Regions from separate parts of the Mus musculus genome. Here all the other regions are linked to region 2. Evidence: chromatin loops called from intact Hi-C (ENCODE). Cell type or tissue: left cerebral cortex. All regions are shown on one strand. Region 1 overlaps Exoc6b (exocyst complex component 6B). Region 2 overlaps Dysf (dysferlin). Region 3 has its middle 110 kb from the start of Gm10445. Region 4 holds the start of Gm5878 (predicted gene 5878).

Region 1 (8,000 bases), 820 kb after region 2:
TCCAGTGTTTCCTTGTTTTATCAACAGCCTCCATTAACACTGAACGTCCCCCCGCCCCGAGCCCTATCCACTCATGGACAGCACACGCTTGGACAGAAGAACATCATGACACAGAGATCAAATCTCTACTACCCCCAAAACTTAGGCAGCCATGGAAAATGCAATGCCATCTTTGCAATTTAGTCAACCTATGAAAAGCCTAGTAGAATAACCAAAGTGAATAAAATGTCTGATCCAAATTTCCCACAAAAATTGAAATTTGATGAACAATAGCAGAAAAAGTGTTAGAGAACATGGGACCTATATGCAGTATCTACGTCTTTTAAAGAGTACCATAGGAGAAAAGAACAGAAAAAAGTACAATGAGGCTGATCTGAAACATCAGGCTTTACAAATAGTCTAACTTATAAAAGAATGAATAAGGCTGCTGACACAAATATCTCATAAAAATTAAAGGGTAGACTGAAAGGTTCAATCAAAATAAAGTCACTGAAATTTCCAGTTTGAATTGCCTGTCTGTTACCAAGAAAGGAAAAAAGAAAAAAAAGGAAAAAAAAAAAAAAAAAACACTAGTAAAACCTGTTTCAAAAAGAAAACCAAATTCGTTTATTGTGTTCTCAGGAGCTGGAGTGATTACAAACAGCTAAAGAGCAGCCACTGTCCTCTTTGCCTGACTGCTTACTGCACATTTTCTGTTGTGATGCTTTCTGAGTCCTTTGCATGAACTCAGGCAAAACTTTAAGACATTGATTGCAATATCCACTTGAATGGTGTTATATTCTTCAAAAATAATGTTACAAAAATGCAGGCTTTCCATACAAAGAAAAGGACTAAACTAATAAAATATGACAGCAAGCATGGCTTGGGGCCAGAGACCCATTTGAAACTTATAAAATCTCTCTAAGATCAGAAGGACATATGCTTTCTTCTTGCTAGGTGTAAAACTATACAGGCACACAAGCTTCTGTTTCCAGTTTTAACTTAAAGCCAGGTGTTGTACAATATGTTGAAGGCTTCTATTCATCCTCTAACTAAAACTTAATTTTATTATCACAGCGGGTATCTAGACTACCAAGAATGACCAAATTTACACTCCTAAGTGTATACAGAATAGGGCCTGTAAATAATTTTGACTCTAGAACTATCATAATGTAGTAAATAAAAGTAGGAATGATAAGTGTCACCTAATTAAGAATTAATTTATACAACATAAATATCAAGAAGTATTATTCAATTTATTTAAAAACTCATGTCTTGAAATAGTATGGAGAATATACTTATTATATTAACTTTTTAAAAATCAAAATATAATTTATATATTATGTGATCAAATTTTAATTAAGCAAATACAAGCATAAGGAATTGTAAAGAATGTCTACATAATTTAGATTTCAAAAATAAACAAAATATCTGTAATCTTTAAGGTACCAGACAAAATTTAGAAGATGGTGAAAACTCACCAGGGAAGGTTCAAAAATGCCTGATGCATGAGAAAAAAGGACGTGTGTTGACAGACTTTCTTTTTCTCTTTTTCTTTCTGCCTTTTTTCATTTGTAGCTTATTTGACAAGATAAGGAGTGGCTAAATGTCTCTTTTTGGAACAACAAAAAAACTAAAAAACAAACAAAAAAATCAAGTTATGACAAACAGGAATGAATTTGGCAGAGCCCTGGTTTGGGAGAGAGGTAAGAGCAACTGAAAGGACGAGCAGGACAAGTCTGGACCATGAAGGGCTGATGCTAGGTTGGTCATAAAGACCTAGCGCCCTCCAGCATCCTTCTGTTGAATCAATCCTCAGAAAAATAAACATGAGAGCTGGGGATATATCTCAGTAGTATAGCATATGTAAGAGCCTATATTCAATTCCAAGAACTGCAAAACATATACTTAAAATGCTACTTTCTCAAGAATATACACCATAATCTTAGATTTTTAAAAGGATCCTAAACACAATTTTGAAATGCTACTATGTTATGATTTTTAAAAACAAGCAAACAAACAAAACCCTACCTACTTGGTCATCCTCATTAGCAGCTGACACAAAATTTTTATATCCCTTGTAACTTCCTGAATGATAGAAGTAACAGTGTTGTCTTTTATTATAGTGTTTTACTCCTAGATCCTGGCACAGCATGCCTTAAAACCCTTTGGATTAATAAGTCAGGTGTTATGGTACACCCCTGTAATTCTAGCACTTAGAAAGCTGAAACAGGAGGACAGAGAGTTTAAGAATAATCTTAATCTGACCAGGAAGAATCCAAGAATATCCTAGACTATATAGCAAACCCATCCCTCCAAAAATTAAAACTAGGGGCTGGAGAGAGAATTCCATAGATAGGAATGCTTGCAGTACAAACATGAGGACCTGAGACCCAGCAACACTTCTGCAGAAACTGGAAAGTTCATTTTAAAATGTATAGAGATGCAAGATGTGTTAAACAAACAAACAATTTTGCACAAGAATAAAGCAGGAGTTTCTACACAACTTGATTTTGAAACTCACTGTAAAAGTCCAGAAGACTATATACTATGTGCCGTTGTGACAGACAGGCATGTATACAGAGAAAATATAACAGTACAGAGGAAGAACAAACATATACAGCCAATAAGCATGTAAAAATTTCCAAAGAATAAACAAAAGTGTTTTGGTTTGTTGTCATTTCTGTTAGAGGCTAGAGAAATGGCTAAATGGGTTAAGTACCTGCTAGCATAGGAACATGAGAACCAGAGTTTGAATCCCCAACACCTACATAAAAGTCCTACATGAAAATCAGCCTGTAATTTCCAGGACTGGGAGGTGGGGAGGCTTGCTGCAGCAAGCTGGTATAATCAGCAAGCTCTAATGTCAGCAAAAGGCACTGTCTCAATAAATAAAGTGAGGAGCAATCAAGAAGAACACTAAACATCAACCTCTCTCCTCTATACCCATGTGCACACTTATGCACACACAAATGTAAGCACATGATACACATAAACATGACACAATTAATTAATTAATTACAAATTAGTTACAAATCTAAAAGAGAGGTATAAGATCAATGATACAAAACTCCCATGAGAGCCTGGAGAGATGCCTCAGCAGTTAAAAGCACTGACTGCTCTTCCAGAGGTCCTGAGTTCAATTCCCAGCAACCATGTGGTGGCTCACAACCGTATGTAATGGGATCTGATGCCCTCTTCTGGTGTGTCTGAAGACAGCTACAGTGTACTCACATATATAAAATAAATAAATCTTAAAAAAGAAAAAAGCCTTCCATGAAGGAGAGGCCCTTGGGCCTGAGGGTGCCTGATGCCCTAGCACCCTCCTAGAGGCAGGGGGAGTGGGGATGGGATAGGGGTTTCCAAATGGGAGACTTGAAAAAGGGAAAACATTTGAAATGTAAATAAAGAAAATATCCAATCACAAAAAAGAAAAAAGACAAAAACATAAAAACTCCCATGAAAGATATCAAGAAAAATATATGTAAATGGAGATATATTTTAAGTTTATTCAGTGAACAATGACAAGTTGATCTCAACGCTTCCATGAAAAGAAAAAATGGCATGTAATAGTCAATGAAATACAGAAGGGGTAAGAGACAGGAGTGAGGAGAGAAGGATGCTCAGCTCTAGGGCTTACACTAAAGCTATAGTAATCAAGTCAATATGGGATGGGGGGTCATCAACAGACAGAAAGACAGACAGGAATCTATAATCAGACTCTATACATATAATCAGCTAATCTTTGAAAGGAAAATTAAGATAGTTCAATAGAAAAAGTAGAATGATTTCAATAGTATTAATAGACAGCTACACAATAAAATGTATCAATATGCAAATTTAATGTCATTCACAAAAATGATCAACTTAAATGGATTCCAAGCCTATATATGAAACCAAATTTTAAAAGATAATATAGAAAATCTGGGTAGCCTTGATTCAGTAACATTTTTAGGACTACCACAAAAAGCATGAAAAAAAAAGGTTAAGAGAAAAAGAAAAAAGTGCTAGATTGGAATTTATTAAAATCAATGAAATCTTTTCTTTAAAAGACACTGTTGAGAGAATTAAAAGACAACCCACACCCTGGGTGTAGAACAAAACAGTACAAAGGAACAGTACCCTTACAAAACGGACAAAAGACCTGAACAAACATCACATAAGAGAAGATAAATGGCAACTGAAGAAAAGAAGGCAGAACCATGAGTCATAATGGAATCACTAGTTAAAACAGAAAGGAGGTATTCCAAACCTTTATGACTGAAATCCAAAAAGCCAGTGATGACAGGAAAATGCTGCTGCTGATGTCGTACAAGGAGCTGGCACACTGTAGGTATGCGTATGACTCAATATAGCCACCTGTGAGAAGGCTGGCGGGCTTGTACAAAGTTAAATATGGCCCAAGTGTACTCAACAATTGTGCTGTAGTGGTTTGAGTGGGTAAGGCCCCCACAGACTCATATGTTCGAATGTGTGGCCCTAGTGAGGGGCACTATTAGAAGGTGTAGCCTTGTTGGTGTAGGTGTGGCCTTGTTGGAGGAAGTGTGTCACTGGAGGTAAGATTTGAGGTCATAGATGCTCAGGCTATGCCCAGAGTGAGACTATGCTGCTTGCAGATCAAGATGTAGAACTCTCAACTCCTTCTCCAGCACCATAACTATCTGAATGCTAACATGTTTCCTGCCATGATAATGGAATACACCATTAAAACTGTATGCCTCAATTAAACTGTTTTCCTTTATAAAGAATTGTCATGGTCATAGTGTCTCTTCACAGCAATGAAACCCTAAGACACAGCTATTAAGCTTTTACTAAAATGATTTGGAAATATGAATACATACAAAACTCCTGTGCACAAATGTCTACAGTCCCTCTAATATTTTCTGCCAAAACTCTGAAGCAACCAAAATGACAAACTACAGAACATTCATGAAATAAACTATTCTTCAAAATAAAGACAAACAAACAAGAACAAATACAGAGGAGTCATACACGCACACTGCTGAGTGGGGGCCACAGAGGAGTCATACACGCACACTGTTGAGTCGGGGCAACTGTGAAGGGCTTCACACTATATGACAATCTGGAAGAAGCAAAGCAACAGAGGCCAAATACACTGGTTATTAGAGGTTATGAGTATGCCCAAGTAAAGAACACGAGATTTCAGTAAGTGAACTATTCTTCACAGTGCTACAATGATGGACATATGGCACTGAGCAGATCCACACCCCCAATACTGGACAAGGTACATTCTAACAGAAATTATCAACTTAAGTTGGTGATAACTACCAGTTATAACTACTATGCCTCACTAATGTAAGACACTACACTAAGTAAGGGCTGCATGTAACTCAACAGGCCAGCATATGCTCACCATACCTGAAGACTGAGATTTGAGATGCACACGTGTGCGCACACACACACACACACACACACACACACACACAGGAGATGGGGGAAGTCAGGAGAAAGTATGACTAGAGAACAGAGAGCACATATGGAAACTGTGCAGATGATGATGTAAGCAGTTGCTAGGTCCCTGAAAGCAGGCTGGTGGGACCACCTGTACTAACAAAAGGTACTAATAGTAAAGAACTAAAGAACTCCAAAACTAATTTTTTAATGAAGGTAAAATTTCATATAAGAAAATATATCCAAGCTAATAATTTCTATTGTTTTTATTTTAAAGTATAAGACTATGTGTGGCCTGAGGAAGAAGTCTAAAGGCCAATCAAGAAGAATAAAACTAAGGGAACTAAATTTTTAGAAAATTCTAGAACAAGAGTAGTGTTTTTAAAGTTTATAGCTATTAATTACATTAAGCAAGCCACATATTTCTTCCTCTGAAATAGGAAAGGGAGAGTGAGTACAGGGAGGGAGGCTGAGAAAAACAAAAGGAATCTGAGAAAGCTGTTCTGATGACCTCCATCACTCCGAGATTCTGCTGAAAGCTGGAGGTAAATGGGGAGGGTGGGGAGTGACAGGAGCATCACCACCACAGTGGAGAAACAAAGGCCAACAGTGTCACTCATCCTGAAAGCTTCCTTCCATTGCTGCCACGGATGTCACTGCTTGTGCTCTTCCCCTTGAGTAAAACCATCACACTTAAGGGAACAAGAAAGCAATGAAGAGAGAGGAGTTAGCAGATACAACCTTTTCCCACCACAATAGCAAATCTACTAAGCTGACAAGCCATGTTCACACACCTATAAATTAATCAAAACCTTATCAAATTCCTTCCTTGCTTCAGAACCCTTTTGATTACATAGCATAGCAATCTAACTTGAACCTGAGTCCCCACTAACACCTCATAAGCTCATGGCAAACTGCTTCAGTTCATGAAGGCTTCATGCCACTCCTGTTGTCTCTAGCATTTCTAAGATACCGACCATTTACTCTGCTCACATAGCCAAGATACACCCAGAGGAAAGAGAAATGAACCTAAGATTCCAAAGCAACAGCCTGTTTGCGGAAGCTCAACAGTAACATCAGGTAAAAGTAAGCTTATCTCCTCCTTACTCAGTATCCTCGATTCTAAACTCATCAGAGCCATCAATGTATCAAAGTGACAGCTCATGGGAGATGGGGGACATGCACGGCTCAGACTAAGACTGTGGCTTTAACCTGAAAGAGAATGAGAAAAGAAAGGGAATGAGGAAGAAGGTGGGGGAGAAGGAAGAGAGGGGAGGAGAGAAAAGAAAGGAGGTGATAGGGTTAACTTGTATAAGGATAGATGGATTTTTTTTAAGTACTTTTCTTTTCCACGGGGGAATATCAATAGCCTTTTAAGCACTCTCACATTGAAATGTGTATTCTGACAGTCATGTCAGAGCCTGGATAAAAGCCTTTTCATGGAAATCATTAAAAAGAAAAGATCCAGACAAGAGGCCTGTTTTTGTCCAGGAATGAAAGTGGAAACGAATAACCTCAGCAGCTTTAACCGACGGAGGTGCCTTTCATACTGATGCGGCAGATGAAGCAACCGCTGCCCTCTCCGCTTCCCACACCGAGGCGCCTACATTTTCAACCAGCTGCTGTCTAAAACCTTCCAAATAGCACAGGACCTCTGAGGGTAGGATTCAGAGTGAGCACTGGCAAGAGCAGCCATTTGTGATTCAGAGCAAAGGGAATAGAGTGGCCCCAGAAGGATTCCATCAGAGCGGCCCCTCCTGGGCCCCGACTCCCCGCGTGTTAACCAAGGTCTCTCAGCTCTCAGCTCTAAACTGCTGAATCATTTCACCAGGAGCTGTGTGCCTATCTGCTGCTGAGAAACAACAGTCATTCCTCGCTCTGGCCATCATTTCCTTACTTCCCACTGCTAAATGCTCTGCTGGCCATGATCAGGCAGAGGCAGTGACTGACTCTCCCTAGGAAACTGGAAGGTGAGCCAGCCAGCCTCCAAGGTCACTTTATATTTTGGCTCAAACTCTAGGCTCTCAGCAAAAGATGTTTTTTGTTCCTAAAAGACCACAGAGATATTGATATTTCCCTTCCTCAAGTTAACAACTTTTCAAGGTCTCCCCACATGCCACATTTTCAACACTCACTCTCTCTCATTTAGTATCAGGCCTAATCTGTTTGAATGCTTTTCACTTATATATCCCATCAAAATCATTTCTAAATGATTACTAACCGTGCCAAGGGGGAAAAAAAACTTTTATTGATTAGTCCCTGGTCACTTGACGCTGATGAAAACTGCTGTCACAATGATCTTCTGAGACTCCTCAAATGATTTACTGGCTTTAACCATCTTAGGAAGAAGGGTAACACAAAATCCGAAGTTGGTGACAATAAAATAAATCCCAGAGAGCCTGGAGGTTCTCCCGAAAGCTGGTGTTATTCATAGTCTCAACACCACTAAAAACAAAACAAACAAACAAACGAACAAAAACATAACAAACTGTGACTAAACTCTGGTTTCAAATCCTCAAAGACACTTACAAAAATGTTTTTCCTCTCTCTTAAAATTAGGGAAATCATTGAATCCTTCAGAGTCCTTCAGAACACTGCAAAAACAGAAT
Region 2 (8,000 bases):
GGGATGAGGGGCAGCATGGGGAAGGTCGGGCTGATGAGCACAGTAGGAAGGGAGGCAGAAAGGCAAGGAAGGGGCAGTGTCCCTGAAATTGGCAGCTGCTGGTGGTGGGCAGCTAACGCCAGCGGGGGAACTTGGAGTTGAGACTGCAGAGTCACTGTCCTGCTGTCCTCTGGACTCCTCATTATTCTACCAGAAGACCACAGTTCCCCGACAGCAGGAGCTGAGTCTTCTTCCTAGGGTTTGTCCCCCAGGGTGGAACACATATCACATGCCCTGACGTGTGGAGAGGGCTACTTAGGAGACTGAGGCAGCTTTGGGCTGACAGGTATTTTGGAGTTGGCCTTCCAGCCCAGGACCTTGCCCTAGGAAAAATGCCCAGAGAAGGGGATCAGATGAAATGCAAGAGAGTCAGCTCTGGGAGTCTGCTCTTTATGTCTATTGGTGGCTGCATGACTGCTGGGGAAACTGACCAGTGTTGTCTCAGAGAGATCCACTCCCCTGTGGGGACTCAGGCCTGGTGTTGAGGTGGCAGGTGGGAGGGGATGCATTCAGGCTGTGAAAAATTTCTATTTAGCAAAGGACCGCCTCGTGTCCATCCATGTGTGAGACTGGGGATCTGGCTTGAGAATTGAGCCATGGGGATGCGTGGGGCATTCTGGAAGGTTCTGGAGCCAGATTGAGTCTGGCTTTGCCTTGTCCTGCTCCTACTATCTATTCCTTTCTGGCTAGGTAACAGGGCCTGGGGGTTGGGTCCTGCTCCATGGTGATACTCCTAACCTAGGGATGCTTGTTCCCAGGAAGCTAACCTGGAGCAGGTCCACTTGGCTCTGAAGGCACAGTGTTCCTCCGAGGATGTGGACGCCCTGGTGGCTCAGTTGACAGATGAGCTCCTTGCAGACTGCAGGTAGGGGGTCCTTGGCACCTTCAGATGCCTCTCCTGGCTCAGCCAAGGCTGTCTCCTCAGGAGTGTTCGTGTGTGGTGGTGAGCAGAAGCACGTCTCCCAGCCACGCTTGGCCAGCAGTCTGGCCGGTGCTGAGCCCAGAGGTGCTGGAGCCTGCACCGGGAGTTGAAAAGGTGACGTTCAGAACAGGTCATAAATCTCCCCGCAGCAGCAGCAGCAGCTGTGGGCCGGGCGGGCGACCGGCTCACCTGAATGGGACGCATTGTGTGTCTGATCCCCGACCTCATAGCTCCCTGATGGAATCTCCAGGAGAAGCTGGGGTGGGGGCACCCCTCCTTCCCCCAAGGCCATGTTGTCGGGGACCAGGGTTTCTGTTTAGGCTTTCGCTGCACACAGATGATTGTCAGCTTCAGGAAAGGGGGGGTCTGGGAGTGAGGAGGAAAGGGACTGCGGGTCAGCGGCGGGGGCTCCCCTCAACATCTCCTCCACTCCCAGGAGGGCTAGCGGTAGTGTTTCCATGGGAGCTTTGAAGTTGAACTTGGCGTGAAGAACGACTCCTTAATAATATCTAATCAACAAAGGAGTGGTACCGTGAGGAGGCTCGAGTAAAAGGAACCGTGATTACCACAATGACAAATGCAAGGAACCAGGAAACCTGCCCCTCGCCACAGTCGGCTGGTTTTCAGTAGCCCTGCCTCTGAGGGTCCTGGTTTCTCAGTTATGCAACAGACTTGGTCAGAACCACTCTCCTGAACTCTCTGGGGTTCCGAGTGAAGATAGCCATCTCCCTCACCCTATCTTTTTCTTTCTCAGGCTAGCTTAGCTGGAGAACACAGTTGAAGGGCATCAGAGAAATGCTTTCACTATGAGATATGTGAAACTGGTGGCTAGGTGTTTGCATACCCTGGTTAGGAAGTGATCCCAAGGAAATGCCCCTGCCCCACCCTAAACAGATCATTCCTCCATTCTCCATACCTTCCTGAAACCAGGCTCAGCCCTAGCTCTGTTGATAACTTGAGCCCTCTAGGTAGGATGTGAAGCGAGAGGCATGGCCTGTGGGAGCTCAGAGCAGATTCAGACAGTGGAACTCAGGCAATCTTCCCAAAGAGATTCCTTGTGGAAATGCAAAGGTCGGACGTGGAGAAGACACTCCCCAGACCAAGGCATGTAGCCCTAAAATGCCTGCCATCTTCAGGGCTACCAAGGATGGTTGATTTCTAGCAAGGTGGGCTTTAGGGGCTCTGCCAAGGAGAGCTCAGGCTTGGGTACGCTGAGGAAGAAGGAGACTCCTGGGCCAGATGCTTGCTGTGCCTTCAGGACGACAAGAGAGGAGACATAGGGCTGCAAAGTGACCTAAGGTACAGGCACCTAAGGCAGGAGCTGGGGAGGGTGGGTGTGGAGGGAGCAGAGAGTAGCGCAGAGTTTGCAACAGGCACTGTGTGGGAAGTTTGTGTTTATTCTAGTCACCAAGCAAAAACCTCTGATCATACAATTCTCTGAGGGACAAATAAGGAAACCGAGGCACACAGAGATTGAGTGACACACCCAGACCCACATGTCGAGTAAGTGGAAGAATATCCCTCTGCTCCTTTGTTGTAGATAGGACATGGGGCCCTGGAGAGGCACCCTAGCTATGGCCACAGCAGCTGGGTGGGCTTTGGGGCCATTCTCTGAGAGGCTTAGCAGGAGGGGAGCAGAGTGGGGGCCAGGTGATGAGGCATCAGGAAGTGGCCTTGGTCTGGGGGAGGAGGGAATGTGGTGCTGGAGGGGGTCACACAGGGCACAATCATGGGGGTAGCATCTTCTCTCCCTGTGCCTTGGGTGTGCCTACAGAATGGCCGCTGTGCCTAGTGCCCAGTGATGCCACTTCTGGACAGTGGCTGGCAGAATATGGGTTTCTGCGTACTGTTCATGGTAATTGTGGGGTGGAACAGGCAAGTCTGTGGGGCTGGTGGGATCCAATCCCTAGTCAATCTGAGGTGCTGGGACATTGGAGTCTGTGGGACTTGCTCCCAGGCTGTCTTCAGTACCCTCTTAGGGAGGATGTATCTGGAACTCTGTCAAGCCAGGCTCTTCTGCCACTGTCCTGAGGCAGGAGGATGCCCAGGCCTCTGTGGGGCATCAGTCCCGGGACAGGAACCTGGAGTGGGAATGGGCTCTCATCTTCTCAGGATATTTGTCAGGACCACGGGGATCCATGACATGATTTGACATGGATCAGGAAGGGACTCCAGATCCATCCCTCCAAGCACCACTTGAGGCTGAAACCATGCTTCCTGAGGCTTGGGCATAAGCAGGTGTCATGGCTGACCTGGGCTGACTCCCTGCTATCAGCCTTATTGTCTCTAGGTAGAATCCTTCCCTAGCTCACTCTGAGCCTCCCCCAACCCCTGTCACCCCCTGCACCAATGTACCAAAGCTTTCTTCTCTGAACTCTGGGCTCACTGGGTCTCTTCTGCATGCCCATCCTTCTGGTCTGGGCCAGGCTGTGTCTAAGGCCACACATGCCCCCCCCCCCCCCCCAGACTCCATCACCATCTCCTGTCCACTCTTGGATCTATGGGTTTACCACTTTCAGAGATCACAGCAGCTCTTACAGCCTTCATTTCTTCTCCTGTCCACAGCCCAGCCTCCCTCCTTCTTTCACTCCCTCTTCCCTCCCTCCCTCCCTCCCTCCCTCCCTCCCTCCCTCCCTCCTTTTCCCCTTCCTTCCTTCCTTCCTTCCTTCCTTCCTTCCTTCCTTCCTTCCTTCCTTCCTTCCTCCCTCCCTCCCTCCCTTTCCTCCCTCCCGCCCTCCTTTTCCACTTCCCTCTTTCCTTCCTTCCTTCCTTCCTTCCTTCCTCCCTCCCTCCCTTCGTCCCTCCCTCCCTCCTTTTTCCCCTCCCTCCCTCCCTCCCTCCCTCCCTCCCTCCCTCCCTCCCTCCCTCCCTCCCTCCCTCTCTCTCTCCCTTCTTTACCTGGAAAGGATTGTTTTCCCCACAGGGTACCTAATAACCCTCATCCCTTCTGAGTGTGCTGGCTTGCTGGACCCTCCCCATCCCATACTGCACCCCTTGCCTCTGTGCATTACTTTATGCCACCATGCCGTTCCAGCAGCTACAAGCCCTTCCTAGCATCCTGCACAGGAATAGTTCCTGCCAGCCCTGCAGGTGCAGATCAGGGCCACTTTTCCCCCCCCCCCCTGGGAAACATTCCAAGGCTGCTCCTGTGGGGAACAGCAGGCTGCCTCAGTTTTCCCTCATGAGAGGGCAAAATTGGGGGATGGTCATCTGTTTGGACTCAAGAATGAGACCAGCTCATTCTCCAAGGAATGGCCCTGATAAAATCACCGACTTGGTCCTCAGGGACAGGTGGTGACTTGGTGAGCAGCCGGCTCTGCTCCCTGGTGTTAATGAGCCCTGCTATGGCCCACCTTCCATTTGTAGGCAGGACTAAGGGTGCAGTTTTCTCCTCAGACTCCCTTTCTGTACCCCAGTATTGGACCTTTCTGGGGGGTTGAGAAAGAGCCAGGACATCTTTGAGTGGTGAGAACTTGTCTTGGGGAGTCTTGGTTGGGTGGTCTGCTGGAGGGTCCCCTGTAGCTTCTCCAGCCCTCTGCTCTACTGTGCGCCAGGGCCCCTCACCCACCACGCACGCACGGCCTCCGCCTGCTGCTGCCGCCGGCCCGGGGCTGCCGTCCGCGGCACCCTCGGGGCAGTAAATATTATATTACCACAGGGTGTGCAGTACGTGACCTGAGACGGGCCCCGGGGCTTAAGTTTCCCCGAGATGGAGCTCGCGCACCCGCTCCCCCCACCCTAAAAATTCAATTAAAAAAAATAACAGGAAAGACGCAGCGCGCCGAGGGCCTGCCAGAGCGGTGCCGCGGCGCTCCGGCGGTAATTGGTTCTGCATAGCTCGGGGAAATTGGCAGAAAAAATAAATCAGCCGGGAGCCCGGAGTCCAGACGCTGCGGGGAGGGGGCGGGGGCTGCAGCGCAGAGCAGGCCTGGCTCAGCGTTGACGAATGTCCTGTTTGAGGGCAAGGGCTGGGCCAGCTGGAGGGTCCTGCTGGGGAGGGAGAACTGGAGTTCGCCTATTCTTTTCTAGCATTTCCCTTGGGTGTGCACATCCAGTCCTGGGATGCTGAGGAGTTTCCGTCTGTGGGGCATTTAGAGAGCGCCCCGTGTAATGAGTCCGGGATCAGAGATCTTTGCCCCCACACACGATGGAGTTTAACTTAACTCCTCACTTGGGCTTCAGCACTGTTATTTGAGGGCCGCGGTACCCTAGCTGTGCTCAGAAGGCTTTCCAAAGCTCAGGATTCTGGGAGGGCCGACTCCGGGGCAGCCAGAGTGGATGCTTCTGTATTCATGGCTGCTGGCCTCCCCACAGCGTCTGCAGTAGCTAGTCAGGGGTCCATAAATTTCCTTCGTGGAAGAGAGTGTGCGCCCAACACAGAAGGGATTTATTTCAGTGTGGGACAACTTAGCCTCTGCCCTCTGCCCTAGACTACACAAGGGGGCAGGAAAGAGACCCTCTAGGTCCTCTGAGAGCTTGCAGTCAGTGGGGTAGGATAGGGTGGGGTGGGGTGGGGTGGGGTGGGGAGTACTCATACAAAAGAACCCACTAGACTGGAGGTTGAGGGTTATCCCAAAAAGGCTTATGCCTGGGAATAAGGAGGTATGTTTCAGAGTAGAAGGACCAGGTTGTATAAGGAAGGCTTCCTGGAGCAGGCAGGTCCGCGATGAGGTGAGTACCCAGTAGGCTGGCAGTGGGTAAGGACTTATGTATACAAGCACCTGCCTCTGTGGTGTGTATAGATAGCTCTGGTGAACAAGCGCATTCCACCTGTCTCTCACAGCCAGCCCCTGTGTGACATCCACGAGATACCTTCTGCCACCCACCTTGATCAGTACCTGCTCCGGCTACGCACCCGTCACCTGAGCCAGATCAAAGAAGCTGCTCTGGCCTTGAAGCTTGGCCATAGTGAGCTCTCCACTGCCCTGGAGCAGGCCGAGGACTGGCTTCTGCATCTCCGTGCCCTGGCCGAGGAGGTAGTGAATCTTGTGGGGGCCTTTCTTCAGCCTTCCTGCCTCCTGGAATGTAGACCAAATATTTACTCTGTGGTACATTCCTGGGTCTGTTGCTAGGTGACCTTGGAGCAGGTCGCTTAACCTTCTGAGCTCTAGTATGCCCATTTGCAGGACACAACAGCGTACTTACTGGGCATTACGGTGTCCGACTCAGAGTCTAACACACAGTAGATACTCAATAGGTAGGCCCTAGCCTATTGAGGGATGCTAGAATAAGGCTGGTACCAGAACCCAGGGTGTCTGGCTCTAGGTCTCATGATGAAGTCTGTTTCCCCGGAGACCCGACTCCTTCTGGGCTACTAGTTCCTGTTTGTAGGAAATACGGGAGGTGAGACAGGATGGTATCTGGGCACGTACAGGGAGATGGTGTCTGAAACAGAGGGCTGTAAAAGGGAAGTGGCAAAAGCTGCTTGGAGAGGGATGATGAACCTTTTAGAGTTTCCCTGGGCAGGGTGGTAGGCATATGGCCAGTTCTCTGGATGTATCTTCATAATGGTTGGGATGGTCCCCCAGACTGCTGACTGGCAGCCTCTGAACCCTCGCTCCTGATCCTACCCTCTTCGCTGAATTTATACCGTGGCTGAGAGAGGCCAAGGGCAAGTTCTCCTCAATATCCTTTCAGTTCCTACCCCCAAGTCTGGGACCTCCGTGTCTCTGAAGAGCCCTGAGAAGGTGGTGAGGAGCCCCTGTTGGGTGGTATCTACTCCTCTAAGCCTACAGAACTTAGGGTCCTAGAGTCAGCAGGAGGAAGAAGGAGGAACATCTAGCAGACCACATCTTCCCTGCTCTGTGTAGGAACATCTTCCCAGAAAGGCATGGGCATCTCAGAGACATTTGTGGGAGCTCTCCTCTAAGCTAAGGGCCAAAGGCAGGGCCCCGAGTGAGCAGTGTGGGATGGGAGCTAAGTGAGTGAGGCAAGACCTTTGTGGCCTTTGAGTCAGAGATCAGGCATGACTCCGTCCGTACATGTCACCATCCCCACCTTGACTGCCACCCCCTCTCCAGCCCCAGAACAGCCTGCCGGACATCATCATCTGGATGCTGCAGGGTGACAAGCGTGTGGCCTACCAGCGGGTGCCTGCCCATGAAGTCCTCTTCTCCCGGCGGGGCCCCAGCTACTGCGGCAGGAACTGTGGGAAGCTGCAGACCATCTTTCTGAAAGTGAGTATTCTCTCTGCTGGGGTCACTATAGGATTTTCTTAACACAAGGCCTTTCTTCAGCTTTCTCTGATTCCCCCACCATCCAGTCCTATTCTGGAAGGAGTATTTGAGTAAAATAACTTTCTTTTTCTTCAATTCCTTCCAAACTCTCCAGATTCCATACAGTGAGTCTAGGAGGCTTGCTGGTGGGTGCTGGAATGTGGGGTTGGAATAAAATAGAAAAACAAAGTGTGGTGGCACTTGCCTGTAATTCTAGCACTTGGGAGGTAGAGGCAGGAGGACCAGGAGTTTAAGACTATCCTTGGCTACACAATGAGTTTGAGAACATCAAGAAGAAGAACAACAGAAGGAGGAGGAGGAGGAGGAGGAGGAGGAGGAGGAGGAGGAGGAGGAGGAGAAGAAGAAGAAGAAGAAGAAGAAGAAGAAGAAGAAGAAGAAGAAGAAGAAGAAGAAGAAGAGAAGGAGGAGGAGGAAGAGGAAGAAGAGGGAGAAGAAGAAGAAGAGGAAGAAGAGGGAGAGGAGGAGGAAGTAGAGGAGGAGGGGGGAGAGGAGGAGGAAGAGGAGGAAGAAGAGGAGGAGGAGGAGGAGGAGGGATGAGTAGCAGCAAATTAAGGGCCATGTGTGTGTGTGTGTGTGTGTGTGTGTGTGTGTGCGCGCGCTTGTGTATGTTTATGTGTATATTCAAGACTTTATTGCTTACTGGGGCTGGTCTCTTTCAAGAATCCTTCCTGGCTTCTAAAATGGCCTCCAGCTCTTCCCCAGTGGCCTCAGCTACTGCTGATGAAGGGAAAGTGAGTGGCTGCTTGTGGAGGTGCTCCCATCCTTTTCTCTGGGCAGATGTTAGGTCACAGAGCCCAGATGGC
Region 3 (8,000 bases), 210 kb after region 2:
AGAGTATGTCAGAGGCACTCTCAGCTGTCCCTGGGATCCTGAGTCTGTAGGTACACACATTCACGTTTGTCTGTTTGCAGTCAGCCTGCATGAAATTTTCTGAATCTGTGCACAAATGCCCATGAGGAAAATACACACGTGTGCCCCATTCATGAACGCATGTGAAGTGGTGTGGAGTCACACATGCCTGCATGTATAGTCACAGACGGACAGGAAGATTTGGCTGTGAAGCTAAGCTTCCTCTCTGCCTCCCCTGCATCCCCAGTCTCCCTCGCCCCTAGATCTCAAACTCCATCCCCCTGGGCCCTGGCAGATGAGAACAGAGAGTCCCCATGTCTTACTATCTGGGATGGTGGCTTCTGTTGGAATCTACCCATCCACCCCCCTTTTCCTGACACAAATAGCCTGTGGAACAAAGGGGACCGGGGCTTGGATTATTTACACAGTCAACATTAGGCAAAGTTGTGGTCTATTTAAATTCTTCTTTATTAGGTCGGGAAATTCCATGGCAACTACTCAGGCAGCTAGGAAACCTCCAAGACTTAAGCTCCCAGCCTCCAACGTGGCTCCCCATCTCCTCTTCCCTGATCCTGACTCTCTGACCTCCCACCCCACCCCTCACTGGCACTTCCAAGATTCTGCCTTACTCTCCCTTGCTTTGGTCCAAGTTCCCTCTTCAGTGCCACTCCTTCTGTCTCCCCACCTGTACCCCAGACCTCTTATTGATGCTGTCCATATCTTCTGAGCTGAAAGGGCAGCTGGATACCAACCTTACAGGTAGCATCTACTCATACACAGTATGGGAAGATGGGGAAGGAAGGTGCAGCTTGTGGTAAGATTGGGAATATGGTAGCTTGGCCATACTAGTATGTTTTGCTTGTGTGACCAGGACTCAGAGTCTGAGTTTGTTCAAGGTTAACTGGATTGGCTATCTGAACAAGGAAAGACACTTCCTACCAGAGTGCTCTAAATGCGTTCCACTGGCAACCTGAGATGTGTAAGATGGGATGCTTGTACTTAAGGGGTGTGGAGTCAGGGTGGGGGAGGTGTCTCTGATATTGTTCCAAGTAGCAGTTGGAGCCTGTGGTTGGGCAGCAGATTTGTCTGATATGAAGTGGAAAAAAAGTGCCAAATATTAGGTTCAAGACGATGAGGCAACGTTGGGGTCGGGAGAAGGTGAGGGGTGGGTCAAGTAAACAAGTGTAGGGGCAGTCTGTGAGGTTATTACAAGCCCCCTAGGGGGAATCTGAAGGGAAGCTTAGAACTACAGAGCTGGAGCCCAGTGAGAGCTGCATTCCTCAAGAGTTCTGCTTTGAGACTCAGAACCTGGGCTTCTCCTTATTACCCCAGCTCAGAATTTGTACCTGCCATGCCTATCTTCAGGAGACATATATTCTGGTAGTAAGGACTCTCAGTAGAGTGACTATAGAGAGCTGAGGGGGCTTAGCTCAGAACTTCCAGTGACCGCTTCAGAGTCTCTGGGGCAGCAGTCTCCGGCAAGGTACCAGTGACCTGTTACTGCTGACTGCCCCATGGTAGTCTCTAGCTCTGGTAGAAGCTGTTAGCACTGATGGGGAATGCTTCCTCTCTGGGGAAGGAGGAGTGGCTGTCCCAGGTCTCAACCAGCCACCTCCATCTCCAAACAGCAGCAGCCGGGTGGCTGGGGGAGAGGGTCCAAGAGCTTGCTACCCATTATCACCTCTCTGTGGGCCCTGCCCTTGAGGCCTGTCCCTGCTGCCACCTCTGGGTCTGTGTTTCTGATTAGCGGGCCCAGCTGGGCGACATTAGTTGCATTTTTCCAGGATGAATCTTGGTTGTGACTTCCTGCCATGGGTCAGAACCAGCTGCTTGCCTCTGCTGCCTGCTTTTTGTGCTACACCAAACACCCTTATTCCCAGGAGGGCATGGGCTCAGGGTGCAGTCTCCTGGAGTGGGGAGACTCTACTCGCCCAGCAGAGTCTGGTATCCCTTCCCTATGTGTCTTGTTTAGGAGGCTGATTAGGACCCAGACCTTGGGACAGTTGCTAGCCGCTGGATAGGGACACAGTAGAATCAGGAAAGGCTCCAAGGTCAAGGGCATAATCTGACTCTGAGGAGACTACACTTCCTCCATGAAACCACAGACTCCACACCAAGTACCCCAGCTCTCTTCCTTCTGCTTTCTGGTGCTCTCGAGGAAAGGGAAGATGGTGTTTAACCACGGGATAGTGAGCTTCCTTTCCAACAGCTGTGTAATTATAAGCATAAGAGAGAAAGTCTTTACATTCAATATGAGCTGAAACATTTGTGGGGTCTTCAGACCCCTTAGTATGGTGGACGTCACCTGGGTAATCCTCACAGTTTTTCCTCAGGAACACATGCAGGCCTGAGTGACAGTGGGCCCAAAACCAGTGCGAAGCCCACTTAGTTCCCTGGGCATTGGTTCAATTGTCTTGTCTTGAACCCAATCAAATTCTGAGGGCCTCAGCCCTCAGCAACCAGCCCGGTGGTGCCTCTCTTTGTCTCTCCACTGGTGCCCCATTGACACCCTACTTCTTACAATTCATTCCTTGCTTCTTAGCCCATCCCCACCCATGGCTCACACTGTGGACAGGGACAGGGCTTTGATGCACAAAGCTCTCTGAGACCTCACGATGCTGTCTACATTCTGAGTATGACATCCATAGACAGCAGCCCACTTCTACATTCCTACAGTCTGAGCATGGAGAACTCTGGCACGTTGCTGGGATGAGCATGCACAAGAATTCAAGCTGTAGATTTTATGGGGGAGGCTTTGGAGTCCTCAGGAAGTTGAGGGGACTGACTTGGTGTGGGGACAAGAACGCGGAACTATCCCTGGGGAGGAAACCCTGTGCCTCAGAGTAACAGGCAGTTGAAATTCTGAGCTGAGAAAAGATGTATGCAGACATGCTGGGTGTCACACACCTGGGGGTAGGGGGAGGGCTCAGGCTCTGGTTATGGGCAGGAGCCACCGGGAGAGCATCAGATGCTGCTATGAGCCTAGGGCTACCATAACTGGATTTTGCTGGGCCACTGTAGAATATAAGGTTCCCATCCCATAGTCCTTGCAAGAAGTCTCTGCCTTCTGCTGACCCCCCAAGATGAGCACATTCTCTCTAAATGTCCCCAGAGGATTCCCTAGTCCTCTGAGGTGTATAAATGGGGCAGGAGACAGAGTTCCTGTCCTGGAAACTCCTGTCCTGGTGGAGAAAGTGTTGTCTTTTTCTCCTGAAGTGACTTTGGGTTATGACACATTGACATACAAGCCATAGTCTCTGTTGCCCTGGAACTAATGATTTCTTCAGTTCTTTGGTTGTTTCAGGCAAATGTGAGCTGGCTTGTTAATAATCCACGAGGCCTTGCCAACAACTACATTTGGCTCCCTGAAGACTATGAATGAAACTTATGTCTGTCTCATGGTCAAGGATGCCTCGCTGTCCCCTGGATGGACAGTGGTGAGGGCTGTGTGTGCAGCCAGTACTGGGAACACAGTGTTGGTTTCCCTGGGCCATGTCAACACGACCCTGAGACTGGGTGGACCCAGGATGGAATTTTGCATGATTGAGAAATTCCCTCATTGAAAGACAACCCTTCCAGTCTCTATCACACACCTGCTAGTTAACTACAGGTTCATAAGTGTTATCTACTCTGGGGACACAGGCCAAGCCAAACAGTTACTGTAGGTCATCCTCCAAAGGCAGGTCTCCCAGGGTTTCTTTGAGCCCCCTGGTGGTCACTTCAAAGCTGTGCTGTCATCCCCAGGGCTTCTTTTCAGTGAAGGCCAGTGTTCCTTCTTGTCATCCCTACTACTACTGACAGACTCAGGATTTTCTTGTATGGTTCACCAGCTATAGGACAACAGTCAAGGGTAGGACCTACCATCATCTCTCCGCAGGAAGATGAGCACCATTCTCACCCAAGCTTGCCTGGTCCTGATGAGAATAGTCACACTGTAGACTTCAGGGCTCTGCTGAAGTTTCCTCCTCCACACCAAGGCCCTAAGGAGGAAGGACCACAGACCAAGACATACCATAACTGTTGGGAGCAGGAGATGGCATCTTCTCCTGCCACAGGATTGGGGTTCCTCCTGCCATCTAACCTAAATGGTCCAGCCCAAGTAATCTACTTTGAGATGAAGGCCTTTATTGTGACATGCAAACGGGGAGAAGGGAAGCTGCCCTGCACCTTGGATGAGCACACAGTTCCCTCCTTGAGTCTTCTGTCTAGCAATAGAGGCCTCAAGGAGGTGGAGAGGACCCTGTATCCTCTCCATGAGCAGCTATCCCCTACCGCCAATGACATTCCAAAGCCACTCAAGTCCTAAAACCAGGGGGATCTAGCTCTCCAGGCATTCCTGGGTCTGGAGCCCCGGGCATGGTTTCCAGCCTTCCATAAAGCTCCATGTCCTGCCTCACCACAGAAACCAGCCGCACGGACTTGTCTCATGGCTTGTGCAGGGATCAACTCTACATGGATTCAGTTTAGGCTTTGGTCCTTCAGTGGTCTGTGGGCCTGTCTACCTACTCTGCCCTGAAAAGCCTCCCCTAGCCGGAGCTAAAACCCCTGTGCTCCATAGTCAGCCCTGCACCAATCACCATTCCAACACAAACCTCCACACTTTCCCAAGAACTCCCATAATTTATAGATTCAAGGCGGTCCAAGTCCATATGAAGAGTCAACTTTCCTCCCAAGGAGCCACTTAGTCCAGAAAGAGAAGGAAGAAGGAAGGGAGGGAAAGGAAAGAGAGGGAGAGAGGGAGAGAGAGAGAGAGATGGGGAGTGGAGGGGGGAGCTGGGAAGGATATGGAGGTGGGAATAACAGTTTCTAAAGTCTAGTTGGAATGTGAGGGTAGCCAGCTGTCCACAGGACAGAAAACACAAGTCAACAACAGCTCCTAGCTTATCCTTTCCCAAGGTGGGAAAACCACCTTGTTTGATTTTGGTTTTCCTCACAGACAAATTCAAGACATCTTCTTCAAAGAAGCTCTGAAAAGTTTGAGACATTTAATGTGTTTTACACTCCCCCCCCCCCTATCTAGTTTAACTGTTAGTGTGATCCAGGGCAAATGAGAGGTCCCTGCCCCACATCATAAATGAAGAAACTGAGGCTTGGGGAGGTAATATTGTCACTTCTCCCCTAATGACAACAGAAGGATGCAGCATCAGGTGTGTGAGGAACAAGGGCACCCCATGAGGATGGAAGAGCAGCAGGAGAGCAAGTGGCCTCCAGGACCCTGAGGCCAAGCCAGGCAGCACCGGGATGGGAGGAGTTAAGTGCCACACTGCAGAGACAGTCATTCCAACACCCCACCCCCTTTTCCACTCAGTTGACCTTTAAATTACAGCATCAGCTGCCTTGCCAGACACACTGTGATTTCCCTCACTCCATCTGCCGCGCCTTTCCCCTGGCACAGTCTCTGCCCTCCCTCCCCTTCCTCCTCCACACTCTCTCCTTCCCATTCCGATGCCCAAGCTGCCTCTCTCTGAGGCCCATTCACAAAATCCCAGCCATGTAGTCAGGCCTTGCCACAGGTGGCATCTGGGCCATGCTGGGGCCTGGTGTTCCTGATCTCTCTACAGCCTCTGTCTACTGAGAACCTCTGCCCAGGCTACTCCAACCCATCCCTATCTAAAATCCCTATCTTCAAGAGCCCTCTCTCCTTCATTGTTCCTGTGGACTCTTGCTGTTTCTAGTTTGCCCTGAAGTCTCCAGCAAAGATCTTGGCTCTATTTGACTAAAACCCTAAACACACACACACACACACACACACACACACACACACACACACACACCTCTCTCTCTCTCTCTGCATATATATGTGTGTGCTCATGTGTGTGTGTGTATATACGTACTTTTGCTACAATGTAGAACACAGCAGACATTAAATCTTATTGGTTTAATTTTCTTTCAGATAATAGTACAGGCTTTGATTTAAAAAAAAAAAAGCCATGGAAAAAGTGTTAAAGAGAAGTGGAACATTAATCAGGGAGCTCTGATGAGAGGAATGAAAGTGTTTCCCTGAGAGGCCAGCATGTGCAGCAGCTGTGTGTGGATATTTAAATGACATTTTTCATATGTTGCCATAAAAAAATCTCTTTGAGTCGATTCTGGAAATATATTCCAATTTGCTACAATGCCAGTGGTTTTAAAATTATTTAGAAATAAAATGTGTTTATGATTTCGGCTGTACTTTGTGTATTGTCGGCTTCGGGCCTCTTTCCTCAGAGGAGGGCCTCGCTGATTTCTCAGAAACTCCGGCTTGTAGGACAGAAGCTATGAGCCTGGGGGCCCTAGAGACCAAGGCTGGGCTTTGTTTTCTCCATAGCCTTTGGCTAGCTACATCCCCTGCTCTGGAGGTTTCAACAGAGACAGAGTGGATCCAGGTGAGAAGCGAAAGGTGACAGGGGGTTGTTTATGTATCAGGGAAGTTTGGGGATTTATTTTGAGAATGAGAAAAAGATTTGTGTGTAGTCCTAAGTCTACATACATTGATTAGGCTAACTCTGATCTTGGAGTGATCCACCTCTGCCTCCTGAGCCCTGGGACGGGGCGGCAGGTGTATCCCACCATGCCTAGGTGGTAAAACCTTTTGAAACGATGTGATTTATGTTGTAAGTCAGACTGGAGACTCCTGGACTCCCTTAGAAGCCTACGTTTGGCAAGAATGAATCTCAGAGTCAGCAGCCCTATCTAGACTTTCCACTGTGAGACCATTGGTCCCACAGGGGCTGTGAGTGTCAACTCCTGTTTGGAGCCAGTTGGGATGGGAACTCTCTAGACTGTGCCCTTGCGCCCTCTCCTCGGGATCCCTTCCTCAGGGCTCCCTAGGGCCTTCCAACCAAGCTCCTGCCCTCTCAAAGGCTGGCTTCTCCCTCCTGACCTAGCTTTAGCCATCTTTGGGAATGTTGGCCAGCTTAATGCTAGGGAGAGGAGACTCCTCAGTGGCCTTTGGACGGTGCACACTAAGGTTTTCCACACTGGGTCTCCTGGCCACAGGTGAGGCCAGGCAGCACTTTAATAGGATTCCATAAGGAAAACAAACCCCTTTCAGGCCTCCTTCAAGGTCAGGAAGTCAAATGTCTTGGAGGGTGTTCCTGTCCTCCCACCTCCCCAGGTTGCATGGCCCCAAGGCTTTCCTAGACTGGCCCAGGGCCCTGCTTAAGAGTTGGTTTTGTCACCACTGACCAGTTGGGGGCACACTCTCCTTAGTTTTCTGTCTCTGCCTGGCTTGTTGGTTGGACCTGGAAGGAAGGATTGGGTGTTGGGTCCCCATCTCTTCCAGGGACTTCTTAGAGGGCTGTGGTGCAGCAGACCCACTTTGACACGGTCTGCCCTGGCATTTCACAGACTCTTGCACTGCCCCTGCACCCTTACCTGCTCTTCCCAAGAGAAGGTGTTTCCAGATGGAAAGGTAGACTGGAGGAGGGGAGCTATTCATGCAGATAGAGGCAGAGGCCCCCCACCCCTTACACACACCGGTCCCCTTCCCTTCTAAGCTTACTCTCCTCCTGTCCCATGTGTGTACACCCAGATTGTCTGCCAAGGATCCTCCGTCTAAGGCTCTCTCCCCTGGTAAGGCTCCCTTGTGTGAGCCAGCTAAAGCTCTCCTTTCTGTGCTTCTGGCCCCAGGAAACCTTGTAGCTGCAACTTGGGGAGGGTTGTGTCTAGCTTGCTTTTGTCCAGCTATGGTCCCCGTTCTGTGGGCTTGTTGTAAGGGGGACAGTGAGGGCAATACTGGGAGCAGGTGGGACACGGAGAAGATTCTAGAAGACCTGGAACAGGTGCAAAAAGAAAGCCTATGTTAGGACTAACTGGCGGGTTGCATTCAGAGGATGTGTGAGCATCGTTCTCTTGTCTGAGATGATTTGAATGAGCTATGAGAGGAGCCTATTTGGTTTCATCACCTCAAAGACAAAGTATATGGAGGCGCAGGGAGATGGGCTTGTGCCTTCCTCTGGAGACAGTCTGCCCCTATGAGATGTTAAGATTTCATGCGATGT
Region 4 (8,000 bases), 1.0 Mb after region 2:
TACAGAGTAGGTTCCAATTGGTGGCCTGGCAATGAGATCCCAGCTTTGTCAGCCCTGTGGGTCACCTGGATGTCTCACTTCTATACAGCGTGGGACCAGGCACCTATCAGAAGTCAGGGCAGATGGCCCTGCACTGGGGAAAGAAGAAGGCCGCCTGAGTCAGTTCTAAGAGTAACTAACCCCCCCCCCACACACACACACCACCCTTATTCATTACATATTTCTTATGTATTGTAAATAAATAACATTGTTAAATGGGCATTTTGTTGTAGGGTTGTTTTTTTTTTTTAATTTAAAAAGGTTTATTGGTTCCTGGTGAACTTCATTCATATCATAGACCCCAATCTCACCCACCTCCTCCTCCCCTCATACCTGCTTCTTTCCCTTGCAACCTTCCCCAGCTACAGAGAAAAAAAAAATTCTTGTGGAAGCTGCAGTGTCTCACAGGGTCTTCCGCTTTATTCCCTTCTGTCCACACATCTTTGCTTGTAAATGTTCACTGCGATGACTCCTTGATCCAATGTGAAGCCTCTGCTTCTGCTATAAATAATGAAACCTCACTGGGACTCCTCTCGAATCCACTGATCTTGCCCTGCGTCATGGGAATCCTGTAGTTTTGGATCTGTAGAACCAGCCTCTTAGTGCACTCCAGTAGTTCGCTGATGTTGGGAAGGACCAATTGAAAGCCCTGGATCAGGGCCTGAAAGATTTAAGACACTGTCAGCCTTGGGGTTCACATGTGCTCCATGCCTTGGGGCCAGATCACCTTCAACTTCAATAACTAGTGCCAGCTCTACCCTGCTGCCCAGGTGAGGTGCAGGGACTGTCCCTGAGTGCTGCAGCCAGTTAGGGACATGGCCAGTTCTCCCACTCAGAATCCTGTGGCCAGCTTTCTTGTCTGCCATAGATGGTGACAGAGGAGCAGAGTGTGTGTCTCTGCCTCTTACCAGTGCCCAGCAGACAAGCAGCAGGTGAGAGGGTTGGGAGGGGCAGGGACAGTTCTCCCTCTCTCATGAGCCCAGAGAAGCTCTCCTGCCTGCTTTAGGTGGCTAGGGACTAGGGTGGTAGTCACTGCTGCATAACAGACGAGAGGCAGGGCTAGCTCTCCCATGTGCACATCCTCAGGGCCAGCTCCCCTGTAGCCCTGCCATCAGGGTCAGCTCTACTGTGCTGCCCGGGTGAGGGGCAGGGCCAGCTCTCCTGCTCTCATGACCTCTTGGAGCCAACTCTCCTCCTGCCTCCATGGTGAGGGCAAATACAAGGGAAGGGGTCTCTCCCTTGCCGTGCCAAGGCACAGCAGACAAGAGGCAGCCACACTCATGCCCTCTGGGCCATCTCACCCACAATTCCCACATCTCAGTCCAGCTCTGCTGTGCTAGCCAGGTGAGGTGCAGGGATTGCTCTTCCAAATCCTGCAGTCAGCAAAGGACAGGGCCAGCTCTCCTGCTCCCATGACCCCAGGGCCAGGTCTCTTACCTGCTGCAGATGGTGTGGGCTAAGTACGGAAGACATACCTCTCTCTCATCTACACTACCACAAGGACACTAATGGTAGGGCCAGCTTTTCCATGGGGCCAGCATCCTAGGGGCCAGCTATCCCCAAACTCCTGCACTGTTTGGGCCCCTGAGTACTGTGGCTAGCTCTGGGCATCTTTATGAGACTATCCTGACTTTCACTTTGTCTAATGTCTCTCAGCTGCCCTGGGAAGGTTTTCATCAGGGTGGCCACAGCTAAGTTGATCATGTCTAGATGTGCGGGGTGTGTGTGCCTGTGTCCTGCCAACTCCCTCTTCAGACTTCAACCCCAACACAACAGTAGTAAGGTTTGTGGCCTCACAAGCACTAGGAACTTGCCACAGAGCAGAACAAGGTCTTTAGAAAGGCCTCGATAGACTGATTTCATGCTTTTTCTTGACCATCTGGGAATACATACACAGTACCATTTAGAGTTAGAAAGCAGCCCCGTGCCCCCCAATGGAGGAGCTAGAGAAAGTACCCAAGGAGCTAAAGGGGTCTGCAACCCTATAGGTGGAACAACAATATGAACTAACCAGTACCCCCGGAGCTCGTGTCTCTCGCTGCATATGTAGCAGAAGATGGCCTAGTCGGCCATCATTGGGAAGAGAGACCCCTTGGTCTTGCAAACTTTATATGCCTCAGTACAGGGGAATGCCAGGGCCAAGAAGTGGGAGTGGGTGGGGAGGGGATGGGGGAGGGGATGGGGGACTTTTGGGATAGCATTTGAAATGTAAATGAATAAAATACCTAACTAAAAAATTGGAAATGATAAAATAAAAAAATCACACACAAAAAAGCAGCCCTGTGATACAGCCAATCTGTTGGCCTCTTGCTCTTGCCTTGCCATCAAGCAGATGCCCAAGCAATCAATTTCTGTTGTTTCTAAGGACAAACTAAGGCATTTTGAGAGCAGAAGGGCATAGGGTGCCAAGGAATTGCTCTATCTCCCACATGTGTCGTTTATAGAACCCTGACTGGCAACTGATTTCCTGATCATTTTGAACATGTCATCCCACTGTCTCAGGATCCTCGGCTTTGGTGAGAGGCCCCAGGCATCATGGGGAACATGGGATGATTGGTGTCACCTCCTCTCAGCCCCCTGGGTACTCTCATACTCTGGAGGGAGGGAGTCTTGGAAGATAGTATTTTGCAACAACTACTGATGTAGGCAGGAGCTACCAACCTTTAGCACCCATCAGTCTGAGTTTAAGAAAAATAAATAGAATGCTTTGAGTGTAGACGTGAGTTATTACAAAGTTATCATAAAGGCTGGGTCCAGTGAAAAGCAAAACACTGCCCATCTACCTGCCAGCGAATGTCAGAGACCATAACCGATGGAGGGCCAAGGCTCCGGAGCGCAGTGTCATCCTTGAGATTCCTTGTTTGATTATCAAGGAGAAAAGTGTCCTTGTTAAAGTTTAGGTGTCCCACAGAGTTTCAAGTGTTTGCCACCTGGTGTCTCCTCTGGTTGGAAAATAGCCCTTGGGCAGTGGGCCTAGCAGAAAGAAGTGGGTCACTGGACAACCTGGGAGATAGACATTTGAATGTAACCAGCCCCCTACTGCCCCACTCACCAGAACAGCCTTCCTGTCCTTGGAGAGAAAAAAGGTAGAAAAGCTTTTTTTCTGTGCCCAGCCACGATTGGCCCGTTCCTTGCTCTGACCTCACAAGGAACCCTGGTGAGGATTGACAGACACCTGTCCACTTACAGCTCTGGCTGAGGCTGCCTGCTATCCTTAGAGCTGTTGGTTGGTTGGTTGGTTGGTTGGTTGGTTGGTTGGTTGATTGGTTAGTTGGTTGGTTGGTTGGAAAGCGATTGGAGTTCGACATTGCTGAGAGATTGTACTTGGACTTTCTGGAGCTGTTGGCCCCTGAAAGAGAGAGTTTCTCTCCACCTGGGTGACTTTGATTTGCTTTCTTTGGTTGGGTTTGTATATTTGATGCCTTCATTCTTGTGTTTACACTTCCATGGTCTTCATTATTTTCAATTTTACTTTTTAAAAAAAATTTAAGTAATGCTTTTAAGTTAGAATAATTCATTATTTTCACTTTATGAGTATTTTGCCTCCATGTGGTCTGAGCACCACATTCCTGGTGCCGTCTATGGAGTCAGATTTTCCGGAAATGGGTTACAGGTGGTTGGGAGCCACTCATTTCACACTTGGTATTAGAACATACACATAATGTAATTGGGTTTTTATAGAATCCAAACACTCAGGACAACTGCCTATAGTTCCACTTCCAGGAAATCTGGTGCCCTCTTCTGAACTTCAGAAGTCACATAAATAAAATTACATAGATTTTTATCACTATTTTAAGTGTCCTGCAGTGCCTTTGAGTGTGCTGTACGGGTGCCCTTAGAGTCTAGGTGTAAAGTCTCCTGGAGCTGGCGTTAGGGCAGCTGTGGATCACCGGACCTGTTCCTGAGAACCAAATGCAGGCTTCTGAAGGAGTAGTAGAACATTCCTCCTCATGTTTCCAGAGCCAGCTCCCGAGCCTGGACACTGTGGGTTTTGGGGTGTCTGTTGTCTTATCCACTTCCCTTGAACCTGATTGTCTTGGTGCCTTGGCTCCCAGTGCTTGCCGACATCAGGCGAGAGGACTGTTGTCCTTCCCAGTGAGCAGCTCTGACTGTCTGTGATCCGTTGTGTTTTTTCAGTTTGCAGTTGGTCCCTGTCAACCAGACCTATGTCATATTTTGTGTCAGCAACTTTTGGAACAACTACAGGAGGAACGCCAAGCCGTGAGATTTTGGCCTGGCTGCTACAGTGATTCCTGGGCAGAAGCTGATGAATAGCTTTGCCATACTGCCCTACTGTCACCAGAACTCATTCAAGCTGAGGACTATGAGGGCTGCCCCAGCAGTATCTGCAGTTGAGTGGTCTTCCTGTTCGTGGCCGGGCACTTGCCTTTCCAAGGCAGGTATTTTGCTGACCTGAGGCGGCAGATCATTGCTGCAAACTTCAGCATTCCTCATGTTTCCACCCATATTTTTGACATCATCATCGAGGTGCTGGTGACCAGTCCCTGCAGGAGGGCCCCCATACACCAAATCATGACACACCCCTTGATCAGGAACACCAAGGCACACTTACCACGTACTTCCACACAGAGTTTCCGAGACACCAGAGCCCTAGCAGTGTCAGGACCAAGGAAAAGGGATCGTGGAGTCACCCAGGTGGGTGCACGTCCTCATTTAATTTATCCATACTCCCCCTTGTCCTTTGTGACAAATGATGAGTGTGCCTACTTCTGGCACACATACAACCATAACAATCTATCACTTCAGAAAGAACAATTCCTAGAAACCCACAAAGGGACATCTCATGTTTGTTGAGTCAGAAGTTGTTATCAGAGATGCTGATCAGAGCAGGGAGAAGAGGAGGTGGAGGCATGGCCAAGGGAAGCAGAGAGTCCTTGGAGAACCACTGGAGTGCTATGGCACTGCAGGGCCAGCCAAGTAAGTCCTGCGTGTTTCAAAGTCACTAAGAGCCTCCTTTTGTGTCTTTCTGTTTTGAAGTCCTGAAGCCCCACTCTCTGGCTTGTGAGCCCCCACCCTGGGTGAACTTTAGAGGTTGTTCTATGGGAAGTACCTTGCTTTGCTCCCTGTTTTCTTGTAGGGAACACGGTCTTCTTCATGGAGTAGACTTCTCTCCCCAGAGAGTGGGAGGCTCCCTAGTCAGCCTGACTTACCTGCCCCAAAGTGAGCTCCTGGGTTGACAATGAGGACTTCAAGTGCTCCCGTGGCAGGAAATGCTTAATTTCCCTATGGAAATTCAAAATGCTGGGGTCCAGTCTCTACCAAAGTAGGATCTAAGCAACTGCTATAGGAACCAAGGCCAACCTTTTTCTTTTTTCTTTGTCTTTTGTTTTTATTTTTTATGGGTTGTTTGTTTGTTTGTTTCAGTGAAAGAAAAGTATAAAGCCAAGGAAGAAAATTAACTTCAATGAACACAACTCTCTTTTCTTTAGGAAAGTCAAATAACATGTGTGTGTGTGTGTGTGTGTGTGTGTGTGCGAGCCTTTTGGAGCGTATATTAGCAAACCAGATGCGGCTGCAGACAGGGTGGGGTAAGTCTAGATATGACCTTAAAAGCCCTCCTCTCCCACCTCCCACTCAAGAGGACGGTCCTAGCAACCGGGTGGGCTGGCTCCTAGAGGTCAGTGGTAAAGAAAGCCGGTTTGCTGATCCCAACCTTTGCCCCATTGTGGGTCAGGGATGCCAATGTGATTGGGCAAAGTCTGGCGTAGGATGCTGAGAAACGTCCCAAGACACCTGAGTGAACGCACCACGCTGCTCTGCTTCCCACAGAGCCAAGGGTTACAGGTGGACTTTTGCTGCCCACAAGCACCAAGCGATCTGGTGACTACTAGAGCATAGTAGTAGTTACAGCTCAAAGCTCTGGAGCAGTAAGGGTAGAGGGCCAGCACTTTCGGGGATGGGACCCGTTTAGTCATAAGGGAGAATAAGGTTGGCCAAAGGAAGGTCTGAAAAAGCTCTTAGGCTGCTCTATGCCTTGTGTCTTAACTGGGTTCATTCCTTGGAAAATGTGGCTGTCCCAACCACACTTCCTGAGTGGGAGAACATGGCAGACCAAAGGCTAATCGCCTGGGAACAATGAAGGCTGATCCCTAAGCCTTGTCCTTAACAACTTCTGTACAGCCCCTGCCACCTCAAGAATCCTTCCCCGCATCCCTGGGTCAGGAACACAGCGTGGACACTTACCCTGGAAGTGGAGGCCAAAGAAGCGATTCCGAAGCAGCCAGGGGTGGAAATGGAGAGGGTCGCAATGCTGGGCGCTGAAAAGAGTGAGGGGGTTGCGGGGAGGAGGAGCCCAGCTGGTGTGCCGGGTGCACCGTCATCATTAAGTGGTTCATGGCCTAGCGAACACCAGCTCGGGCAGTCCATAGGGCAAGTGGCCCAGGCGGCAGTGGCAGAGAAACCACTTACAAAGGCCGCCTCGGCCGCACTGGGGTGAGTTAGTTGAGCGCCATGGGTCTGAGCGGTTCCTTTGAGGTGGCCACAGCCAGCGGATGGGAGCCCGCGCGCCCCACTACCAGGACTCCCATAGGTGCCACCATCCTTGGCCACCAAAAACTTGGTGGGGAAATCCTGCTTGCTGGAACACCGTCGCGGCCACGACTAGAATCGTGCGAGAGCCCTGGCACGAAGTTGGGCAACTGCGCACCGCCTAGAGCCTGCGTGGTCCCTGTGGCCCCCGGGGAACTCTGAGCAACCGCCGGAGCGCGCGCTGTGCGTGCTACTGAGAACCTCTTCTGGGGTCCTCCTGATGCGGCACCTGCCCAACGCTCGGCTCGCCGGTTGGCCGCCTCTCTGCTGCCCCAAAGAGGGTGGGTGGGGGGAAGGGCGAGGCGATGGATTGCCGGTAGAGAAGTGGTCCCCAGTCCAAGGCAAAAATCGGACTGGAATATTGGTGCATGCTCTAATATCCTCTTCCTACTCTCCTCTCTGCAACTCTGCCCTTTAGCCTCAGCGGCCATCGAGTCTGAGGGGGCACACCTGCAGAGCCTGGGCTTGAGGAAAAAGATCAACCACTCTTCTAGTGTGAACCGTAGTTGATCCCCTCCCTTCGTCCTGGGATGTCTCAGTTCTTAGAGAACTTGGATCCAAGTTTAGGAAGGCTGTTTGGAGTCCAGCCTAGATTCTCCAGAGAATCTGGTCGGCGTTCACCTAACCTAAGGGTGCCTGCTACTCCACCTTTTGCCTCTGGAATCCCATTCTGAAGCTGAGGTGCTGTTCCTGAAATTTCGCGTTTAATGGATATTTAGGGGAACACTGCTTCAAACAGGATGTGCATTCTTTTCCCAGGGGCCAGGTTTGCACTGGGAAGGAGCCACAGAACCTAGCTCTCCACAGCGCTCCCTCAGCATTTCATGGTGCTCCAATGCAGCAGGTCTGCCAGGTCCCCTCTCCTCCCGCTGCAATAGTCGATGACAAGGCCAAAATAGGGTCTTTGGGTCACTGTTTCCTAAATTGGAGCTGTCCTTGTTGTACACGTGGCTCTTAAGAGGACAGGCCAGTGGTCCATGGCTGGCAGAGGCAACCTGGCCTCTTGGACATGCGACCTGGGAACAAACAGGTCGACCCTCCTGCTACCTAGAACTGTAGGGCATTTCCCCAATCTGCTCAGGTTTCTTTTGCAGGCATTAAGGGGAGAAAAGGGCTGTTGACAGTAGAACTTATACTCTGCAAATTTTCTACCCCAACCTTCCAGGGTGCTGGGGCTAAGAGGGCTCTGAGTTAGGGGGTCCTGACCCAGTAAGTCCTTGTTCGCCCATGACAGGGAGGAGACATAGAAGAATTCTGCTTTCTAGTCGCTGTCCCGTAAGTGATTCCGACTAACCAGAGCACATCCCGGAGTGCTCACTTCAGAGCTGGGCCCCCTGAACCCTGAAGGGCAGTGGAGTCTACATCCTTTACAACTCTGAGGACTCCAGGCCAGGTCCTGGCAGCAGCCCGTG

The links. Hi-C counts contacts between places; a loop is a spot of excess contacts. Peaks named below come from ENCODE experiments on the same cell type or tissue, not always from the same donor. Only the 100,000 strongest peaks of a DNase experiment are listed, where the experiment ranks them.
Region 1: a loop joins it to region 2, with 5 times the contacts of the local background. A loop is called at or near these places in 15 of 42 quality-filtered maps.
Region 3: a loop joins it to region 2, with 4 times the contacts of the local background. A loop is called at or near these places in 22 of 42 quality-filtered maps.
Region 4: a loop joins it to region 2, with 3 times the contacts of the local background. A loop is called at or near these places in 8 of 42 quality-filtered maps.

Annotation. Positions count from the first base shown.
Region 1 is chr6:84,916,844-84,924,843 of GRCm38, forward strand. The region is part of intron 6 of Exoc6b (exocyst complex component 6B); the gene reads right to left. Among named protein-coding and RNA genes, the nearest start is that of Exoc6b, 150 kb to the right of the region's middle. In left cerebral cortex, a CTCF peak has its summit at 3,181 (motif pointing left); DNase peaks (open chromatin) are centred at 4,307 and 7,069; H3K27ac peaks cover 1,017 bases.
Region 2 is chr6:84,101,066-84,109,065 of GRCm38, forward strand. It overlaps Dysf (dysferlin), which reads left to right. Exons shown (of 55, transcript NM_021469.3): 22 at 798-904; 23 at 5,745-5,937; 24 at 6,982-7,137. Among named protein-coding and RNA genes, the nearest start is that of Dysf, 86 kb to the left of the region's middle. In left cerebral cortex, no CTCF peak of the experiment used is centred here; a DNase peak (open chromatin) is centred at 4,804; H3K4me3 peaks cover 687 bases.
Region 3 is chr6:84,313,584-84,321,583 of GRCm38, forward strand. No RefSeq gene overlaps it. Among named protein-coding and RNA genes, the nearest start is that of Gm10445, 110 kb to the right of the region's middle. In left cerebral cortex, CTCF peaks have their summits at 3,732 (motif pointing left) and 7,182 (motif pointing right); DNase peaks (open chromatin) are centred at 3,733, 5,394, 6,013 and 7,201.
Region 4 is chr6:85,119,347-85,127,346 of GRCm38, forward strand. It overlaps Gm5878 (predicted gene 5878), which reads right to left and starts at 6,748. Exons shown (of 3, transcript NR_168059.1): 1 at 6,244-6,748. In left cerebral cortex, no CTCF peak of the experiment used is centred here; no DNase peak of the experiment used is centred here.